2 separate regions of the Homo sapiens genome follow, and region 1 is linked to region 2. Evidence: chromatin contacts called from ENCODE Hi-C or POLR2A ChIA-PET data. All regions are on one chromosome and are shown on one strand. Each heading gives the region's core, a stretch centred on a gene start or an enhancer-like site at or near the end of the contact. The rest is flanking DNA. Distances are from core to core; before and after follow the strand shown. Region 1 has its middle 7.4 kb from the start of LINC00880. Region 2 overlaps KCNAB1 (potassium voltage-gated channel subfamily A regulatory beta subunit 1).

Region 1 (3,326 bases), core at 728-3,227, 830 kb before region 2:
AATATTCTGAAGGAATCTCTGCCAGAGGAGAAGGGAAAAGGAAAGCACTTATCCAGGTCAAAGGCATGAGTTTCCAGGAGATTATTCATCGTGACTAGAGGATGACTGTTGACTAGATTTATTCCACAGGTATGGAAGGAAAAGTCTTGGTACATTTTTTGCAGCATTTCCTCCTCTCCATATAGACTGTTCTCATTCTGCAGGGCTGGGGTTCACCCAGTATTCAACTCCAAGCCCTTCACATAGTAAAAGAAGTAAGGGGAGCCAGGCATGGTGGCTTACACCTGTAAACCCAGCACTTTGGGAGGGCAAAGCAGGCAGATTCATTGAGCTCAGGAGTTCGACCCCAACCTGGGCAACATGGTGAAACCCTGTCTCTACTAAAAATACAAAAATTAGCTGGGTGTGGTGGTGCATGCCTGTGGTCCCAGCTACTCTGGAGGCTGAGGTGGTAGGATTGCTTGAGCCCACATGTGTGAGGCTGCAGTGAGCTGTGATCACACCACTGCTCTCCAGCCTGGGTGACAGAGTGAGAGACCCTGTCCCCCCAACCACCCCCCCCAACAGAAAAAGAAAAGAAAAAAGTGAGGGGTTTGATATCAGAATCCCTGGGTTCAGGCTGTTGCTCCATCTGACCAGCATATGATCTCTCAGACCCCAAGTTCCTCGTCTGAAAACGAGGATAGTTCTGCTTCAGGGCTGTGGTGAGTGGAAGGTGAGATTGTGTCTGAGGAAGGAGATTGTAACGAGGAAACACGCAGTTATTGGTCACTTATTTTTCAACATGCAGGAGCTCTAATTTGCCTCCAGACAACCGGTTCTATCTCAGTAAAGAAAAAGATAGCTATTAAAGTGTTTTGTAATCTTGAGGGACCTGAAAAGATTTTAAAGAGCTGAGGAAGAGCGGCCAAGTGCTTTCTCACCTGTTCCTCATCCTGGCCCCATCATCTTGGGGACATATAGGACCTTTTAGGGGAGCCTCGGCAAGTGGCCACCGTCTGGCCTCGGGCAGGCCTCCCTGGCGCCGCCAGCAGCTGGGTAGTAGCCGGGAAGGGCGCCCTCAGTCCCACGCTCACCTTGGGTCTGGGCCCACATTAAGCACTTTTTTCTTCATGCGCCATTTCCTCCATCAAAAAGTATTAAAAATTATATTTTATGGATTTATTGATGAAAAGTAAAGGTATTCCAGTCTGGGTTAATTACTATATATTCATTATTATTAATTACTTTCATTATTTATTTTTCCTTACGATTTTAATAGCAAGGTAATTTCACAGCAATGAATGATGAGTCGCATTTTGGCCACAAGGGGGTAGCATGGGGTCACTAGATGCTCACGGGAAATTGGGTGGGGGGCGCCTGGTAAACAGTGGGAAAGACAGCAACAGCCACCACCTCTGACTCACAAAGGGCTCTTGCTTCTCACCGCGTTTCCTCAGAGAGTGTCGTGTTTGCTCCTCACCACATGAGACCCAGAAAGCCAGCGGGTGGGGCAGGAGTTATTGCCCCACTCAAGGGCCAGGAAAGGGAGGCTCCCCCTGGGAGGGTCAGTGTCATGCGGGGTCACACGGTGGCAGAGGCAGGCGAATTCCTGGCTCCTGCTGTAGTGCTCCTCCCTCGGAGCCCCAGACAACCCGGATACTCTAAGCAGATGGGACAGGGACCAAGAAGCAAAACCTCTCCTCATATTGTTGCCCAGCTCAGCCCTGCCATGAGCACCCCAAATCATCGCTGGAGAGCCCCGCAGACCCCAAAGCACTGCTCGACTTTCCACCTCTGGGCAGAAGAGACCCTACATTCCACGCGTGGGCCCTACCCCAGCCTCCCTCGGGGCCAAGCACGCCTTTGTTCGCTCTCTTCCTGACCACAGGCAGCACGAGCCTCTAGGTGGGAGAGACGAGACACTCGTTCCCCTCCCTTGGAAGCTGAGCAATCACATCAAAGGCATACAAAAGGCAATTCACTGTGCAAAGGGAACGGAAAGAAATAAGTGCTCTATGGGCTCTGAGCGCTCGGGAAGGAGGTACAGCAAAGAAGGAAAGGCCAGAAACAAAACCAAACAAAACACAAGGTATAAAATGATCCGATCTTGGGGAGGCGGTTTTCTACCTCCTGGGAGGAACACCCAGCGTGTTGCCTGGCTGAGTGTACTGGGCACATGAAGAACAATAGGCCTTTCTCTCCAGCAGCCGAGCACATGCCAGGAGAAAAGGAGCCCCTTCTTAGGAAGGCTAAGTCCGCGCAGGGGCAGGGCCAGTGTAGGAAGCTAGTTTATAACACAGATACTTGCATTGAGCCTCCTTCTGAAAAGGTGGGGGGCAGGGGGTGCATAAACCCATGTGAAAATAAAAAAAAGACTTTTCTTACTGGATGAGAGAAAAAAGATTGTTCAGTTTTTTAGGCGAAACATAAGATGCCAACTGACCCTGAAATAGATGTGTCAAAAGGCAACCTGGGGCGGTTTGTTCTTTTACAGGAAGCACCTTTGTGGCCCAGAAGGTGCCAAAAACATCCTGGGGATAAGCAGTCCTTAGCAAAGAGGGGCCAGGCCTGAGGTGGGGGAGGTGGCCTTACACGGAAGCCCTGGAGAAGTGAAACAGGTAGGTGGGGGCCCCTGGGTGCTTCGGGTGCTCCAGGGACAGAGGTGGCATCCACCCACTAAGCAGGGTCACTGGATAGGCAGGAATCCCTCCCCACTCACACGCAGAGTGACCCCAGTGCTGGTCTAGTTAGGCAGGCCCGACTGGAGGAGGAATGACAGGCCTGCCACACAGATGAGGAGTAGAGTCGCAGTTCATCGTTTCTGGCTCTCCTCCGTCCCACCCCTGACCCCTCCACGGGATTGGTGAGTGGAGGTGACAGTCTAGTCTAGATTGGGAAGAGAGAGACTGAGAAACCAGACCGAGAAAAGGAAGGGCGCCCTTGGCAGAATGCCTGGCATTCCTGAGGCTGTGGATTCTGTACCTTCCTGGGAGGAGGAGAGGCATGGCAGTCACAAGCCACGGCTATCCCCGGCAGAACCAGCCTGGCTGTGTTCAGGAACTCTGATAGAGGATGACTGACTTCAGAATTGAAGAGGGCTTTTAGGATGATCTGATCCTCTCCTGTTGGTACTAGAAGGGACTCTGGGGAAAACACAGTCAAACCCTGATGAGTCCCAAAGAGATGATGTGACTTGGTGAATGCTCCATTTCTGTCTGGTCAGAGGACAGAAGCAGGAAGCCCTGGTTTCCTGATTTATGGCTCAGAGCTCTTGCTGGTAGATGACACTACCTCAAAAATGGAAGGTAAAGGTAGCCTGGAGGAGTCCTGAGAGCTGGACCCAT
Region 2 (3,672 bases), core at 154-2,653:
TGATCTGTTCACTACTTTAAGGAATACAGTTTCACAAGCCATGTTGCTTCCATTGCCCCCTCTTTGTAAAGGATCAAGTGATAAGTTCAGGAATCGCTACCTTATGCTGACCCACATTCTTAGCAGACCAACAAAAACAAAGACTCAAGCAGTCCCTGCACAATTGTCTCCCAAGGACCCCACACACAGCTCCACTTTCTCTTTTGCAACTACCCAGACAATGACCAGGAAATGTTTCTTGAGGACATGTGTGCTCTTTAGTGTCTAAATAGTAGGATGAATTGTCACAAGCATCCTTGACTCCTGTCTCTGTTGTTTTTAGGTTTCTTTTCTTTTGTAACCTATGCAAATTTGAGAGCCACCTTAAATTCTTTTCTGGAACAAGGCTGGGTGTAAGTAGATATAACAGAAACTGTGTACAACTATTAGTTTCCAGTCATTATGGCAGAATAATTTGGGGGACACCAAGGATAGGTCAGGCTATTCAGTAACCAAGGTCAAGAACAGATAGGATTCCTATTTCCAAAGGAAAGAAGCCCATCGTGAATGTGAAGAGGACAAGTCTCATAGAGAATTAAGCCTGCACTGGAAAGCAAAAGGGTTGTATTGTAATGCAATCCCACAGAAGACTTTGAAGCTTATGAAAACTGGATCACTCATGCATCCATTCATCCATCCTGCAATCCTTTATTGATCACCTACAACATACCAAGCCACCGTGCTAGGACTGGGGATGATTAAAACAGGAATATTTTGAAGCCATGCACATACAAAGCTAAATAACAAGACCTATTGCAAAGATATCATATGTTCACAGAACTTAATTTTTTTCTTGTCTATTTGTCCCATTCTATGCTAATACTGATATTAATGACAATTTTAATGGATAGTAATTGGTACTTCAGGTATATGGTCGCTTGCAATTATGAAAACAATCCTGAAACTCTTGAAAAAGATTACCAAGTCCATCTTACAGATACTGGTAGTAAAGACAAAGTGAAGTAAACTGATACTCGAGTCCCTTTAGCTAGTATGCCATGCTTCCACCGAGCCATTCACCCCTATGACCTCATGTATGTGTGTGCACCTTAGCGCACATCACACACACATTCACATACTCGATATAAATTATGGACTAAACATGTAGGATAAATACTTGCCATAAAAATCATCTTCAAAGTATCTCTTACTTCTTTAAGCTTGATATTAATTTACCTATTAACACCTGATGATGCTTTTATTCCTCCCTTGAGGCAGATTTCTAATAGCTTGAACTGCCAAAAACAAAAAACCGCAATGGCTGCTGAACCTTCCGTTAGCCTCTGGATTCTGGCATCAGTCCTGAACTCTTTAGTGCATGTTCTTTGTACCACCACACTGCTCCAGTCCTGCCTCTGCCCTGGTTTTCTCAGCAGAGTAATTATGGGGGACATTCCACTGCCACATGCCAACAAGGGAAATTAAAACCTTGTTCAGAAATGTCATTTGCCAATATTACATTCCTTTTAATCCTGAGTCACTATTAGTATAAACATACGCTGGTCAGTATAACAGGAAGTAGGCCAGAAGCTGTCTGAACTTAGAATTGATATCAAAAGTCCAATAATTTAGACTACATAATATACCATTAAGTTCTGTTTATGTTGTGCCTCAGTTGCGGTAACTTAAAATGGGCATAACATCGCTTGCTTCCCCCTTCAGAGTTTTTCTCAAGGATAAAATAATAGTAGTTAAACTATTCATTCCCTTAGTTTGGATGTTGACATGAGGTAATCAGCATAAAGAATGATTTTACTGGCAAAGAATGTTATTCAGACATTCTGATAATTAGCATTTGTCTTTTGTCAAACCCTGTCCCCAAAGTATTTCTATCTCAAAATAAGTAGAGACTGTGCTAATATCCTTAACATGAATACTAACAAGCAAAATGATAAACTAACATTTTACGAATGTTCTATTTCTAAAATTAATCATTATTAAAGTAAGGCCAAATACTTTCTCAGTGATATTGTCGTGTGATAGTACTGCCTTGCTGCTAAGAAATGAAATTGAAAAACACTAACCTCATCACATTTGCTTCATTAATGATCATCAATGACTTGTAATCAGGCAGAATCCATCTGCAGAATAAATATGCAGACTTCGATTTGCTTATTTTTCTTTTCTACTGTCAACATGAACCAACATTTTCATTGTTGTATTTGCATTAGGCCCAAGCAAAATGTCTTTTCTAAGTCAGAATACAGACCCTGGTGATAGTAATTTGGAAGACAGCAAAGTAGGTCAGGCTCTTCCCCTTACTATCCTCAGTGTAGTACTAGAGGGGCTTGATGTGCACTGTTGACTCTAAATACACTGCCCTATCTATATAAAGATGATGCCACCTAGCTGAAAGTGCATGGGGAGTTACCTAGCCCTGTGAGGGGTTCTAGAGCAATATCCTCCTATCCCTATTTTAGAATGACTTCCTCCATTATTGCATTCTAACCCATGCTTTGCTTCCCAGACTATAGGTCAGGGTGGTAGCAGAGTTCACAATCAGCAAGGTCCCCCAGGAGCCATTTCCTCATTTCCATCTTACTCAAGCATTGTGTCTCTTACAGCCTCCAGGAAACAATATCTGGCCACAAGAGACTAAATTATAGGCAAAGGTTGAGTTTTAACTCTTGAGTCTCCTGATTTCTGAATTTCCAGAAAACTCTTTTCCTAACTCACTTTGATTTGTAACCACTAATATTTCTCCCCAGATATAATGCAATCTGGTACTTTTGCTTGCATGCCAAGAGAGAGTATATAGACTTAAATGATTTGAAATCAAGAGTATAACCTTCAAAGCCCAGTATTCTAGGCAGTGATAAGAGAGCTGTAGGTCTTTGGAAAGAACTGGGGAACACCCAGGCTTTTCTATTGGCATGTGAGACAGAACTTCACAGAGGGGAAACTACATCAGATTTAAAACATTTGAAAATGTGTGTCATAATAAACTCCTTCTTTTCTCCTCCACAACACTGCTATGACAATGTGAACAAAGCAGGGACAGCGTGAGTTTTATGGAAGGGTTAAGGTCTATTCTGTGATGTGAACAGAGCCTCCCAGATGCACTGGGAATGCGCTGCTTCATCTCCCATGATCCCAAGTGCTAGAAAGAAGTTCTATTCCCATATCTCACTGATTACAGTCATGAAATTTGGAGGTAGATATATTTTTAAGTCATGAGCATTTTAATTACAGCTTGGTCTTTGTGGCTGTCCATTGATTTTCAATTAATGTTGACCCCTTAATTTAGTTTGTACTTAGGTCTTGGTAGCAAAAAAAGAAAAAAGAGATACTCCTCGTAGGTGTTAGTGAGGGGCTGAGGGAAGCAGAGCAGATTCAGATAGTAGCTGCTGTAATAATAATTGCAAAGGCCAAGATAAAACTTTAAACTTTACCACACTGTAGCCACACAATGTAAATGAGAGTTTTATTTCTGATTCAAAACCCAAGCTGTAGCCTTACTCAGAGAAAATCCCCAGCACTCAGCATTTTCAATGATCCCATTATTCTTTTTGCTGCCTTGCTTCACCTGGACAAGTCTTGGATTCTAGAAAAAGTGTTGGGGATATGATGCTTGATACTTTAGGGTTCCTTTAACTCTCCCCTCTCCCATATAACATTTTTTGCATGATATGG

The links. A loop is a pair of places that touch in the nucleus more often than their neighbours do. ChIA-PET counts read pairs that join two places held with the same protein, here RNA polymerase II (POLR2A). Pooled maps may share reads with other maps.
Region 1: a loop to region 2 is called in a map of Calu3, with 2.7 times the contacts of the local background. The contact joins two enhancer-like sites. A Hi-C loop is called at or near these places in 1 of 168 maps with a recorded cell type or tissue (Calu3) and 3 of 50 pooled maps. POLR2A ChIA-PET finds 5 or more read pairs at or near these places in 1 of 52 experiments (PC-9).

Annotation. Positions count from the first base shown.
Region 1 is chr3:157,128,787-157,132,112 of GRCh38, reverse strand. No RefSeq gene overlaps it. Among named protein-coding and RNA genes, the nearest start is that of LINC00880, 7.4 kb to the right of the region's middle. RefSeq lists an enhancer at 2,745-3,326. Within about 2 kb of position 1,977, at least 32 of the 41 ENCODE cell types and tissues checked have a DNase peak (open chromatin) inside an H3K27ac peak, as active enhancers do.
Region 2 is chr3:156,302,387-156,306,058 of GRCh38, reverse strand. The region is part of intron 1 of KCNAB1 (potassium voltage-gated channel subfamily A regulatory beta subunit 1); the gene reads right to left. Among named protein-coding and RNA genes, the nearest start is that of KCNAB1-AS2, 76 kb to the right of the region's middle. Within about 2 kb of position 1,403, at least 3 of the 41 ENCODE cell types and tissues checked have a DNase peak (open chromatin) inside an H3K27ac peak, as active enhancers do.